Regions from separate parts of the Homo sapiens genome. Here region 2 is linked to region 1. A link is a contact called in ENCODE Hi-C or POLR2A ChIA-PET data. All regions are on one chromosome and are shown on one strand. Each heading gives the region's core, a stretch centred on a gene start or an enhancer-like site at or near the end of the contact. The rest is flanking DNA. Distances are from core to core; before and after follow the strand shown. Region 1 overlaps GACAT3 (gastric cancer associated transcript 3). Region 2 has its middle 65 kb from the start of GACAT3.

Region 1 (6,680 bases), core at 1,509-4,008:
TTCAAGCCACATGTGTCTGTCTTTGTGGCCTCTATTGGGTCACACTTCCCAGAAGCCCTGAAATCACCAGGGAAAAGATGGCGTCTCCGAGAGCCCACCGAGGGGGATGGGGGACTTAGGCTCATCTCGCCAGGGTGGGGGAGGTAGAGGGAGCAGCCAGATGCTCCAGCCATCTCAGGTCAAATGAAGCCTGATCCTTTCTCAGCTTGATTTGACCTAGAACTGGGAAACAGATGGGTCCAAGCAGCCCCAGGGTCTGAGGACGGCTGGGCAGACACATGCGTCCTGGCTGCAATCGCTCTCGTTCTGAGGGCCCAGGGCTGGGGGCTGCCCTGGGACCCAAGCTCCAGTGTGGGTCTTTTGACTTATAAAACCTTAGCTAGGAATTCCTCTGTCAGGCTAGAGGGCTCGTCCTTTCTGAGGGCAGTAGACCCAGGGAGGCCCAGAGCAAATCCAGGGAGATAAGGCAGATGTCAACAGATGCATTGTAAACAACGTGGTGTGGATACTGGAAGAGATAGCGGAGGAGATAAACAGGAATCTAGGAAAGGTGCCCCATGGACTTGAGGCTAACTCAACCCCAAAGAGCTGTCCTTTTGCAATGCTGGGCCATGAAGCTGTTTAGAAACACCCTCTAACTGTATGAGCATGGGACCTGGCTCACAGATTTTTACTACATGTGTGTTAAGTGAATGAACTAATGAATAGAGACCTAGGCATTATTCATTCACTACTCATTTACTGATGTGAGGACAAACAGTTCCAGTTTGTCTAGGACTAAGGGGTGTCCCGGGATGTGGGACTTTCAGTGCTAAGACAAGGAATGTCCTGGGCAAACCAGGACTAGTTGGTCTCTGTAGTTACTGAGGATCTATGATGGACTGGACCCTGGGCCCCCACTGGGCATATGGAGGTAAGTCAGACTCAGTTCTCACTCTCAAGAAGTGCACAGCATGGTTGCAACAGGAAGATAGAAGGAAGAGTGGCAAGTGTCATGATAGGGCCATGAACAAGAGTGAGGCTATGGAGCCTGACACTTTGGCGATGGCTTTTTTTTTTTTTTTTGAGATGGAGTCTCGCTCTGTCCCCCAGGCTGGAGTGCAGTGGCTCGATCTCAGCTCACTGCAAGCTCCGCCTCCCGGGTTCACGCCATTCTCCTGCCTCAGCCTCCTGAGTAGCTGAGACTACAGGCGCTCCCCACCACGCCCGGCTAATTTTTTATATTTAGCGATGGCTTTTAAGAGGAGGAGTAAACACTGGCTTGAGTCTCATGGGAGAGGAACTCACCAGATCCCTACAAGAAGCTTGGAAAGGGCCTTGAGGTTAAGAGACAGCTGGGACTAAGGCCTAGAGGCTCACACAACAATGGTTTGGTTCAAGAAACAGTAGGCAGCATATGTGCGTGTTGGAGGGGTGGGATTGGGAGCATGTGGAGGTTGTAGGGTTGGAGAGGTATTTGAGGGTCCAGTTACAAGTGGTAAGCTATGCTAAGAAAGATTAAATTGATAATATAGGCAATAGGGAGCTGTTGAAGGTTTTCTGAGCATGGAGAGATAGAATCAGATATTACAAAACATTTCATTCATTCAACACATGTTTACTAAGCATCTATTATGTGCCATACATTGTGCTGGAGGAATGAATGAATAAATGCATGCATGCATGGCTATCACTTAATTTTCCAATCACAGTGAGGATCCTTGAAATCCAGGGACCAGCTGATGTGACTTGTGGGCCTATGATCTCTGTCAGAAAATCATTCTGCAATGAGCAAATCTAAGACAGCCAGCATTGGCTCCCGCCACCGCCCCCTTATCTGTTTTTCTTTTTGCAAAAGACCTTGAGGCCTGTAGTCGGTTCCACTACAAAACGGTTACACAATTTCCCTGGGAGAAGGCGAGTTTCCACCTTTGGGGATGAATGAGCCCTTTCTTTTCTGGAGAGCCGGCCAATGAGGCACAGGCTGGGTACTGCAGGAGGCGCGGCTGAGGGAACAGCAGGCCTCGGTCTAATTTGGGGGTAACTATTTGTTTTTTCATTAAACAAAGTCTGCATGGTAGGAATTGTGGTTGCAGGAGCCTCGGGAGGCCGATAAAGCAGGCAGGGCGAGTCTGCCGGGAGCAGCGGGCGAGGGAGCTGCTCTCTGATTCTGCTGCTGCCCAAAGCTTCCACTTTTCTGGGGCTGCAGGTCCTATAAATGGTGCCTTTGAGGAGGCTGCCCTGGTGACAGCAGGACCCTCCCTGCAGCACCCACTCGGCCACTGACTTCTGAAAGCGGGATTGTCCCTCCCCAAGCCCTGCCCTCCTGCGACATTCCTCATGCTGACCATTGTCTGCAGAAAGAGGCCATTGTCTGGGGCTGACATATCTGCTGACCAGGCACATGAAACAAGCAGAGCTTTGGGGAGGAAGAAATCCACCCAAACCAACAAAAAACCTGAGCCTAGCCTGAGGGCAGGGCTTAGACCCAGCTTGCTGAATTTCCTGATTCACTGGTGTTCTTCCCGAGACGAAGTGCCCACCATTGTGGGAGGATCCGAGTTTTATCTCTGGGCTGGAATGACACCGTCTCTGCCTTTGTGTCAACAGCACTGAGAGGCCTTGTTTAGGATGATGTGGCCAGTGCTGAGAAGGGCTTGTTTGAAGAGAAAAAAGAAAAAAACAGAACAATGTTTATCCAGCAGGCAGCTCCTGCCAAGGCGGCCTCCTCGCTGTCCTCTCCGTAGGATGCTGCTCGCCAGGCCTTCTTGGCTGTTCCTCGGCCTTGGGTGCAGGCCGTGGGTGGGGGGACAGCCAGCTGGTAGACACCGGTATTCGATGTCAGCTCTTACAACAGGGAGGTGGGTAAACAGGCTGCTGTCCCCACCTCTCCCAGGCACCCCCTGTGGCCTTGACTGCCCAGCCCTCCCCCTAACATCTTCCCCACCCACAACTAAGTTAACTCACACCAGGGGCAGCAGAGCCTTCAGACCTGTGGCCGCTACATCCATTCTGGGCACTTGGTGCCCCCACATGTACCCTTCCCTTCGGATTTGGAATATCACCGCTGCATGCAGGCACATTGCTGAGGCCAGCTGAATTGCCTTTGGGCATTAAGCCTCAGAGAGCCTCGCTACTCAAATGGTGGTCCCAGGACCAGCAGCAGCGGTGTTACCAGGGGCTAGTTAGAAATGAAGATTCTCAGGCCCATCTTGCTGTGTCAGAATCTGCATTTTAACAAGATTGCCTGCATCTATTTGCACATTAAGTTTGAGAAGCACTGGTCTACATCAGTGGTTCTCAAACAAGGCAGCCTATTGGAATCACCTGGGGAGCTTTTAAGAGTCTCAAAGACCAGGCAGCCTCTCCGGCCAATTATATGAGGATCTCTGGGGTGGGGGCGGTGGGGAGTGACACTGGAACATCAGTGTTTTCTCACACTTTCCAAATGACTTCAATGTGTCTCCAGGTTTGAGGCAGAGGAGCTAGGATGGGGCCCTCTTTCCCCAGTCCTTGGACTGGGTTTCCGTCAGTCACGATATTCTCACTTAGTACAACTCAGCAACTTTTCCTGAGAATTTTCTATGTGCCAGGAACCACAACAATTGCTGAGGTTTTATCAATGATGTTGGTACGTGTTCACTTCTGCAATGTCTTTCTGGCCCAAAGAACTCCTAGTCATCCTTCAAAGCCCAGTTTAGAAACCTCCTTCTCTGTGATGTGTTTTTTGACCTCTTGAAATGGGGAAAATGCTTCTTCCTTTTAACTCACATTGTCCTCTGCATTTTTCTATTATTGAATTTGTCATGCTGAGTCATAAACATCTATTTACCAATCACTGGACTGGGAGCCTCAAGGACAGGGACAGTATATTATTTATCTGTCGCCACGCTGGAGTGTGGTGGCGCGATCTTGGTTCACTGCAACCTCCGCCTCCTGGCTTCAAGTGATTCTCCTGCCTCAGCCGCCCGAGTAGCTGGGACTACAGGTGCGCACCACCACGCCCAGCTAATTTTTGTATTGTTAGTAGAGACGGGTTTCACCATATTGTCCAGGATGGTCTCGATCTCTTGACCTTTCGATCCACCCGCCTCAGCCTCCCAAAGTGCTGGGATGACAGGCATGAGCCTGGGCTATATCTTATTTATCTTTGCATCCCGGGGTCTAGGGCAGGGCCTGGGCATAAAGCAGGTGCTCAGTAAATGCTGTTGACTGATAACATGAATGCCTGAAGGAATACAAGAATGGGTGAAGATACATTCCCTACCCTTAAAAAACTTAAATTCTAGAAGGAGAGACCATCATGTGCAAAATTAATGTGACATTAACGTCTGATGGGTGTTTGACAGAGGTTTACCCAACTTCTGTGGGAGTGCAGGGCTGGGAGAGGGCCATCGACAGTGAGATCCGGAGTGGTCCACGCTCTGCTTATTATCGCTTTTCCAGTGTATACACCAGGGATGTCACTCGAGTGGTCCTCTTTGGCTCCTTTCCTTGTTGTAGTTGGAGACAAGAAAATAGTCCAATAAATGGAAGGTAAAGATATTTTTACATTTCTAGAAGGTGGTTGTTCTGCTACATGCAGAACAGATGACTGTGGTTAGACTGTCAGGCCCTGGACCCAAGTCTGGAGAGCCTCAGATAGAGGGAGGAGTCTAATGGGCCCAGACAACTGCTAAGCAGCTGCTGCAGTCCACGCTGGCCACTATGTGTCTACAATGGTGTAGGTTGTGGGGTGGCTGGTCACAGCTAAGATCAGGGCCCTGGCAGAGTGAAGGCCTGGCCCATCAGAGGCAGGACGCACTGCCCAGGCAGGTGTGCATCTGGCTCATGTGGGCTCCTTCCCCGCAGAGGCTTCGCAAAGCTAAGCCATCCTGTCCTGGAGGAAGGGCAGAGGCCAGTCAATCAGCTAAATGGGTACAAAAAAGCAATAGAGACAGAGCAAGTGTAAGGCAGGTGCTGGAAGCTGATGAGCACAGCAGAGGTCAGTGGGCACAAAGGTTTGAGCCAAAGGACAGCAGGCTGGAACAGGCAATGGGGAGGGGCTCTGAGACACGCAGAAGGGGGTTCTGACTCTTATGGCAGAGATTTTAAGCCCCTAGGGTGGCATGATAAGGAAGAAAAGGGTTCAGTGAAGGGTAGTAGAGATGACGGGTGATTCCTTTACCTGCACAAAAGAGGAGAAAGCTGGGAGGGCTGACACTAATGCTACTATTGGCAGCTTGGCTGGAATCTCTCCCCTAGAGCAGCCCTGAGGGTCTCTCCTAGAGCTCAGTGGAGACACAGGCCGCATGGCTGCTTGGCTGCTAGCAGATACTCGGGGGTCCTGGGATATTTGGGAGGAAGGTTTCCATTTCCCTGTCTTTTCTCATTTTCCTGCACAGGCCAGGGATTCATTTTCTGCGTCAAAGATATCTGTTCTACTCTTTAGCAATGCATCTCTCTCTTCCCTTTGCACCACACACAGCCAGCTCCTGTGTAAGGAAGTCAAGATTTTCTCAAGGGAAAAATCACCCTAGAAACCATCAACTCATGACAAACGTGATCTCCAACGTTCATTGTGGAAAATAGCCTCAAGGATGAGATGATGAGGATTTTGAAGATGGGTGAGTAGGTCGTCTACTTCCCGGAGGAGAAGGAAGGCCAGGACTCTCTGGGGCATGTCCTAAATGTCCTTCTCTTCAGTTCTGACTTTTCAAATCTGTCTCTTGCTGGGGCCAGCGAGGAGGGCTGGGCAGGATGGGCACCCGAAGAGGCTGGGAGGGAAGATGCTGAATTCCAGGGGGCCCTACATCATCCTGAAGGTCAAATTGAGTGAGCCTAGTTCAGAAAGGTCCAAGGCAGATCACAGGGCTGGAAAAGGGATGGAGCTGCTGGGTAGACACTCTGTGTAGACTCTGGGATGAACTGGGAATGGGAGCCAACGTCAAGCCCAAGCCAGGGAGCCTGGTGAATGGCCTCCTTCGATAGCTGAGGAAGCCTAAACCATTCTTTTGTTGGCCACTGGGTGAGGGACACACATGGGACTGTCAGACTTGGTTCAGGAAGTTGGCAGGTACATTACCCTCCAGGAAGTCTCTCTGATAACCCCAGAGGGTGATGATCTTGCCCTCCTGGGATTCACTCTGCACTTGTACTTTCCCCTATGAGGACAGGCATGTGTCTCTCTGCCCCACCACACACAGGCCTAGTACGTTCCGCAAGGCTGGCCTGGTCTTGTCCCTTCTGTGGTCCTCTGGGTGTCCAGCTGAGGACCTGACCTGCCCTGGAGCACAGTGGGCATTTCCTAAATCAAATGGACAAATGGATTGACTTGTCTCTTGCTAAGAGCGCCTACCTTCGGGGTGTGGAGGTAGAGACAGGAGAGAAGCTCAGGATGCTGCTCAGAACAACCCATGGCTCAGACTTCCCACCTGCAAGATGAGCAGACGGGCAGAAGGGTCCTCTCCTTGTCTGCCACCCGCATGGCGTGCTGTGAGGAGCCTGTGAGAACCTGCCCATCACCATGAGAAGTGCAACACCAACCTCAGGTGGAAGGTAGGGTCGAGGGATGGTCGGGGCTTTACCCTGTCACCAGACTGCCAGGAGTGAGGCTGGCTCTGCTGCCGATTGTTGTCCAATCTGGGGCCAGTGACTGAGTCCTCATGCCCCAGACTCCTTATCCGCCACGGGGGCTCTTGTGAGGATTAAACGAATAAACT
Region 2 (7,435 bases), core at 1,955-4,454, 44 kb after region 1:
CAATTTGCAGGGGCCTCTTTTGGCTGCTCCACCTCACGCAAAGTACACAGGGGCACAGGAGCCACCATGAGTTCATTGTTGGGCGTGTGGAGGTGGATGGCGGGTCAGCGGCCTATCCTGCTGGAGCTGTCTTGCAGGCAGCTGGCCATCCAAGTTGGAATTAGGGCCGATCGCAGCTGGGAATGGAGGCCTTGTGGCCTCCTCCCCTTCCTCACACTTCACACTCCAGCAACACTGAGTTGCTTCAGGACACCACACCTTTGAATATGTTACTGTCTGGACCTACTTTAGAGGAAAGTGAGAGAATTCTCTTCTAGCCTGCTTCAAGTCACAATGGCAGAAGAAGGTCAGACAGAGTCACCCATCTAAATTGTTAATGGAATAACCAAGAGTGAGCTTTTAGGGCAAGAAGACATTGGTCCAGAACAGGGCTGAGGAGACAGTTCTGTTTGAGGGATGGACAGAGGGACTGCTCACTGAGAAGGAAGCAATCCCAGGGGGTTTGACTTCAAGAACTCTAAGAAAAGAGCTTCAAGATAATGTGGTCAACAGAGCCAGACACGGTGGAGGGGTGCCGTGAGATGAGGACTGAAACCATCTCACTGGGTCTGATGAGTGAGTGTAAGTTCGTTGGAACACTAAGAACATCATCAACTTGGGATCTGTGGAACCCAAGTTAGAATGTAGACTACTCTTTTTTGCCTGTTGAAAAATGAGAGAGATACATTAGACAATAGAGATGTGGTCAAGGAAAGAATCTTTCAGGATGGAGGAGATCTGAGCCCACTGCATCCTGGAGGAGCAGGGCTGGAAGAGAGGAAGCAGTTAAAGGTACGGTGTGTGCGCATGTGTCTCCGTGTGGATGTGTCTGTCTCTCTCTCTGTGTTGGTATGTGTATATGCCTGTGTGTCTCTCTCCATGTCTCCGTGTGTGTGTCTGTGTCTGTGAGTGTGTTTGTGTGTCTCTGTGTGTGTGTATATGTGTCTGTGTTTTGTGTGTCTAAGAGTGTGTCTGTCTCTGTGTTTGTGTCTGTGTTTGTGTGTCTGAATCTGTGTCTGTGTGTATGCCTGTGACTACGTATGTGTTTTTGAGTGTATGTGTGTGTCTATGTGTCTGTGTGTGTCTATGTGTCTGTGAGGATATTGTGTGTGTGTCTGAGTGTGTGTGTCTATGTATCTCTCTGTGAGTGTGTCTGTGTGTCTCTGTGTCTGTGAATGTATATCTATGTGTCTGTGTGTCTGACTCTCTGTGTGTGTCTATATATGTTTCTGCCTCTATGTGTATGTGTCTGTGTGTCTGTATCTGAGTGTGTGTGTGTCTGCGTGTATGTCTGTGTGTGTCTGTGTCTGTGTGTATGTCTATGACTGTGTGCCTCTGTGCCTGTGTGTGTGTCTCTGTATGTCTTTGTGTGCGTCTGTGTGTATGTGTGCATCTGTGTGTATATCTGTGTGTATATCTGTGTGTATGTGTATCTGTGTCTGTGGGTGTCACTGTGTGTGTCTGAGTCTATGTGTGTGCCTGTGTGTATCTATGTGTGTGTGTCTGTGTGTGTATCTGTGTCTATATGTGTTCCTGTCTGTGTGTGTCTGTGTGTTTGTGTCTGTAGATGTGTCTTTGTGTGTGTCTGTATGTATCTGTGTCTCTGTGTGTGTCTGTGTGTGTGTCTGTCTGTGTATGTCTATGAGAGTGTGTATCTGTGTCTGTGTGTGTGTCTCTGTGTGTGTCTGTGTGTGTATGTCTATGTGTGTTCCTGTCTGTGTGTGTCTATATGTTTGTGTCTGTGTGTGTCTCTGTGTGTGTGTGTCTGTATCTGTGTGTGTATGTGTGTCTGTGTGTCTATGAGTGTGTGTGTGTGTTTGTGTGTCTCTATGTGTCTTATGTGAGTGTCTGTGTGTCTATGTGTGTCTGTGTCTATGTGTGTCCCTGTCTGTGTGTGTGTGTGTGTGTGTGTGATGGTGAATATTCCAGGGGCGGCAGGAAGAGAGGAAGACCAGGGCACAGGTAGAAGAGTTAGGCAGCACACAGGGACCCTCAGGAGGGAGTTGAAGAAGGGCCTCGTCTGGTTACCCATTCTTCCTGATGTCATAGGAGGCAAGGACATCTGTGAGAGTGGGGTGAGAGTTGAGCTGTGAGGGCTTGGGGTACAGGCTTAGACTTATCTTTGAGGAATGGGAGGGAGCTGTCCAGAGACAGGTGGAGAAGCTGCTCAGGGATCCCCGAAGTTGGCAACCACAGGTCGGTATTGCAGCAGTTTGCACAGTTGTGAAATTAAATGTTCCCCTGTAGCTTTCGGCCTGCAGCTGTGGGAGTAAAGAGGGTGGGCAGTGACGCTGGCACAGGACAAGGCTTTGCTGGGCCCATTCAGGGGACGTGGGAAAATGCTGGCATTCATCGTTCGGAGGCTCCTCTGCAGTGCTGGTGACAGCTGGAGACATTTGCTCAGGACCCATTGGTTGCCAGGCCTTGTGTGGGGTGTCGCGGTAGTGAGATAGACAGGACTGAAATTGGACTCTGGGGCGATGTGGCCCGGGCACCTGTGGAGACAACACCATCATTAAAGTCACTGGACCGGGTTCCAACGCTGCCACAAGCACGCTCAGTGGTCTCTCCTCTGCCCCAGGGTCCTCCTCTGTGATTGATGTTAATAATATTTGCTTCATAGTAATAGTCATTATTGTCAGGCAGGAATCGATGGAGCTTTCTTTGACCCTGTTGGAAACAAGAGTGAGGGGTGAGTTGAAACTCAGCTCTATCCTTGCTGGACTCCTTGAGGGGTCTGCGTGTGCTGTTTCTCATCATCCTGGTCATCATCAGACCTGCCCGTGGTGGGCTCAGGTCCCAAGTCCTTTCTGAGCCATGTGGCCCTGGTGTATGCTATGACTTTGTGCTGTGCAGATGGGCTTGTGGCGCTGGTTGAGGCCCAGCTGAGCCATGAGATGCTACCGGCCTGGATGATGGGTTATCAGAGCCCTGTGCAGACCACACAGACGGCTGCCCAGAACCCCACTGCTGCCGGCTCTACCACCCAAGCAGTCGCTAGGCCCCCCTCCAGCTGCTCTGACATTCCCTTCCCAAGGCCTAAGAAATGCTCTGGCCAAGCTAGATGATCACAGAGTTCAGTGGACTCCTGGTGCACTAAAAGAAAACACACACAGTGTTAGGGCTACGGAGGGCATGGTTGGATGTTTGAGGCAAGACTGCTGTTAGTCAAGGAGGAGGGGAAGGGGCGGTGCCGGAGGAGGCAGGACGCCCTGAAGGATCCAAAGGTCAAAGGAAACAAATATTGCAAAGCAGCTACTTTAAGCCAGGAATTCTGTAATGGTTATTTCTTTGGTTCTCTCTGAAACCCTGTTAAGCAGGCATTCTCATTTCCAGTTCATAGATAAAGAAACTGAGGCCCAGGGAGATTGTGCCGAGTCTGACTCCAAAGCCTGTGCCCTTTCCACTACACAACCCTTGTCAGAACCAGCCCTTAAACAAGGTTCACATCCAAGTCATTTATTATACATGGAAAGAGCTTCTGAGGCCTGTTGAGGCTGATTTGCATAATTCATTTTTAGAACATTAATTAGCCGGGATGTGTAATAGTTCTTGTGCCAATTTGTGTTTCAATTTCAAATGCAAATACAAATTAGCAAATGTTATTCCTGTGGCACCTTAAGGATGAAACATTTGCTGCTCGTCGTATTAATCTTTACATTTCTGAAACTATCACTGATAGAAGCAATAATATCCTCTAATTTGCAGGATTGAGAAAAAAATGTAGTCTGATGGGGGCTGGGGTGGGTGAGAGGTTAATTCTCTTTCAGCAAAAGAAAACAGCATCCATCCATCGATTAAATAGTGCTGAGTACCTACTAAATGTCAGACGTTGTGGTAGCAGGCAGAGATAGGGCCAGGGAGCACCCACACTTAGAGTTCTATAAATACACAAGCATACTATGTTGTGATGTGTATTAGAATAGGCCTGCACTTTAAGCGGTGGAACAGAAAGATTGGAAGGCCTAGAAATGTTTTCCAAAGATGGAGACACGGGGCCAGCCAAGTCTTGGAGGGGAAGCTGGAGGAAGCCTGGTCAGTGTCCTTGGTGGTGAGGGGAGCAATGGTGGCAGTGGGGATAGGATGAGAGAAGACAGAGACAAGAAGAGACATGAGAGCTGGTGTATTTGGGGAACTCCAAGCCGTTCTGCACCACTGGAACTCAGGATTATTTGCAGGTGTGACAGCAGGGGCAGGATGATGGACAGATTGCATGCTGGCTGTTCTTTGGAATTCACTCTGCAAACCTGGGGGAGCCATTCACAGAAGCAGCTGGTTAGACTGACATTTTAGAAAGCTCACCCTGGAGGCTGTGTGGAGAAATTTTGCAAGGAGGGGATTCAGTTAAGGAGTAGACAAAGGGTTGGGATAACCCACCAGTGGAAGAGGAAGTAGAGATGGGGGGTGGGGGACACTGTCAAGGGATATTTTAGGAATATCACTATAAGGAGGCAATATGGGGCGGTGCTTAGAACTCATCCCACCCTCTTGCCATCTTAGCTCTAACCTCGGGCAAGTCTCTGACCTTGAGCGAGTCTCTGCTTTAGCCTGCTCCTCTGTAAAACAGGCATGATAATAAAAATGAGCCCCATCTCATACAGTTGTTTTTCACAAAGGAAACACTCAAGAATTGATAGAGATGATAGGGAAGATGATGGTGGGATGGTTTCTAACTGGATGTAGGGGCTGAAGGAGAAAAAGGTCTGGACAAATGTCCAGATTCCTGATTGGGAATGCTGAAATGGGTGTGGTTACTCTTCATTCAATAGAGAACCTGTGGAGGCAGAGGTTTGAAAACGAATAAGTCAGTGTAGACAGGGTAGGGGCAGGGATTTGGTAGACAATCTATTCAGGTTCTAGAAGCAGTCTTCTAAAGGCAGCCCTCTCGTAATCATCAGCCCCTGTGTCCTTCTCAGCAAGTCCAAGGTTATACTCTTTAGCATCTCTAAATAAATACAATACAATACAATATAATACAATACAATACAATACAATACAATACAATACAATACAATACAATACAATACAATACATTATTGTTGACTGTAGTCACCCTGTTGTGCTAGCAAATACTAGATCCTATTCATTCTAACTATATTTTTGTACCTATTAACCCTTCTCACCCACCTTCCCCTGCCCCTACTTTGGCACATTTTGTTGGCTGAAACAATTCACAGAGGCAATCCACATTGAATGTGGAAGGTCTACAGTGGGAGGTGACTACAGCAGGATGTGGTTCATGAAGAGCCATTTTTCGAGCCCCCCCCCCCCGTGACAGATGCGTACACACGTTGTCTGTCTTCGCAATAATAAAGTAATCATTATAATGGGCCATGCAGCTAATAAGTGGCAGCCACTCCAGCAGGCCCTTTGCATACAGTTTCGTCTTTGCAACACCCCTTCAAGGCTGTTGCTACTCTCACTTCACATGTAAGGAAATTGGAAATTGAGGTTCTATAACTAGACTTTGGTCACAAAGTTAGTAAATGGTCTAAACTGGATCTGAATATGGATTACGCTAACTCTAAAGCTCATGCTTCCTTCTCTCCTCCATGACAGATGCTGTAACAGATCTTTAGAATCCCAGGGATAGCATCTAACCTAGTCTCATGGTGACGAGGTACACTTCATGGCGGTTGTGATACTTGATTGCCAACCTTCCTCCCAGTCCTAATATTTCATGTAGGTCAGTTACAGTCTAGTGTAAATGGGGTTTCATTGGGTGTTAACTTTACATAGGATGAGGCCAAATCACTTTGGTACTCTGGGACTCTGGCTAGAACTACAGGCTTTTGTTACTGTCCAGCATCCAAGTAACTTTTTTTTTTTTTTTTTTTTTTTTTGAGACAAGAGTCTCACTCTGTCTTATAGGCTGGAGTGCAGTGGTACGATCTAGGCTCACTGCAACCTCTGACTCCTGGGTTCAAGCGATTCTCCTGGCTCAGCCTTCCAAGTAGCTGGGATTACAGACATACGCTACCACACCTGGCTAATTTGTATTTTTAGTAGACACAGAGTTTCACCATGCTGGCCAGGCTGGTCTCAAACTCCTGACCTCAAGTAATCTGCCTGCCTGGGCCTCCCAAAGTGCTGGGATTACAGGCGCAAGCCACCGCGCCTGGCCCAAGATAACTTTGTTATACTTAAGTAAATAATATATGTATATATAAATATACCCAGACATCATTACACAACACATGGTGGAAAATGTTCTGTACCAACCTCTATGCTTCTAAGATGGAGACATGAAGCACCAGCAATCATTTGGTAAAGGAGAGTGTTGATAAATTAGTGATATCAAGTTTAGCAGTGACTAAATTACCTCATATTGCCATGGAAAATATACCAAGTATTAGCAAATCTACAAAGAAGTGAAGTTGCAGTGTCATATTGAGGCTGGCATACCAGAAATTTAGTTGAAAGAACATTTGTTTTTAGCAGATGACAGCTACTCAATTACTGGAACATCGTGCTGGGCAAGGCCAACTTTCCCTGTGAAAGTTAAAGCTGAATTTTGTGTTTTTTCCGCAGAGAGTGATTGCCCACCTTCTACAGGTATGTATCAGGATTTATAACCTTCGAATAAGTGTTTAGAAACCCAAGCTAGAACATATGTTAAGAAAATAGAGCAGTTTAGTAGTGACAGTTGAAAAGCTACTGTCATACTACTGTGGGGTTTTTGGTAACAATTAAACTGAGAAATGAGCAACAGAGAATCTCCCTTGGGTGAGCCTGATGAAAGTGCCCTCAAGCCTGGGCAACATAGTGAGACCCCGTCTCTACAAAAAAATAAAAAAGTTAGTCAGGTATGGTGGTGTGCCTGTGGTCCCAGGTACTCAGGAGGCTGAGGCAGGAATGTCGCTTGAGCTCAGGATATTAAGGCTGCAGTGAGCTGTGTTCCCACCACTGAGTTCCAGCCTGAGTGACAGAGCAAGATTCTGTTTCAAAAACTAAAACAAAACAAAAAACAGTGACCTCAATTTGAACCTGCAAACTTTTAGTTCCCCTTCCATTTGAGGAGCACGATGGGAAGGAACTTGGGTTCTCTGGGACTCAGTTTACCTAACTGTGGACTAAGGAGGATAGATGAGATAATATTTTTTTAGACCTCTGTCTGTTCTTTCTACAATTTCTTTAGGAATCCTTTATTGTGAAAATTCTAAATCCATCAGTCTATAGTTATTTTATGTATTATATCATGATAGTGATTTTGGATTATAGGGATTCCTCAGATATGGAAGGACAGGCTGTTTCTACAAAAAACAAAAACAAAACAAAAAGTCTCAACAGTATTTCATAGGTCTAGATTTTCATATTTATTTAAAGCTATTTGATATAATTTGGCTCTGTGTTCCCACCCAAATCTCATTTGGAATTTTAATCCCCATGTGTCAGG

The links. A loop is a pair of places that touch in the nucleus more often than their neighbours do. ChIA-PET counts read pairs that join two places held with the same protein, here RNA polymerase II (POLR2A).
Region 2: a loop to region 1 is called in a map of Caco-2, with 4 times the contacts of the local background. The contact joins two enhancer-like sites. A Hi-C loop is called at or near these places in 1 of 168 maps with a recorded cell type or tissue (Caco-2). POLR2A ChIA-PET finds 5 or more read pairs at or near these places in 4 of 52 experiments (H1, HepG2, Panc1 and 1 more).

Annotation. Positions count from the first base shown.
Region 1 is chr2:16,067,858-16,074,537 of GRCh38, forward strand. It overlaps GACAT3 (gastric cancer associated transcript 3), which reads left to right. Exons shown (of 4, transcript NR_126559.1): 2 at 5,447-5,585. Among named protein-coding and RNA genes, the nearest start is that of GACAT3, 21 kb to the left of the region's middle. Within about 2 kb of position 2,759, at least 4 of the 41 ENCODE cell types and tissues checked have a DNase peak (open chromatin) inside an H3K27ac peak, as active enhancers do.
Region 2 is chr2:16,111,912-16,119,346 of GRCh38, forward strand. No RefSeq gene overlaps it. Among named protein-coding and RNA genes, the nearest start is that of GACAT3, 65 kb to the left of the region's middle. Within about 2 kb of position 3,205, at least 2 of the 41 ENCODE cell types and tissues checked have a DNase peak (open chromatin) inside an H3K27ac peak, as active enhancers do.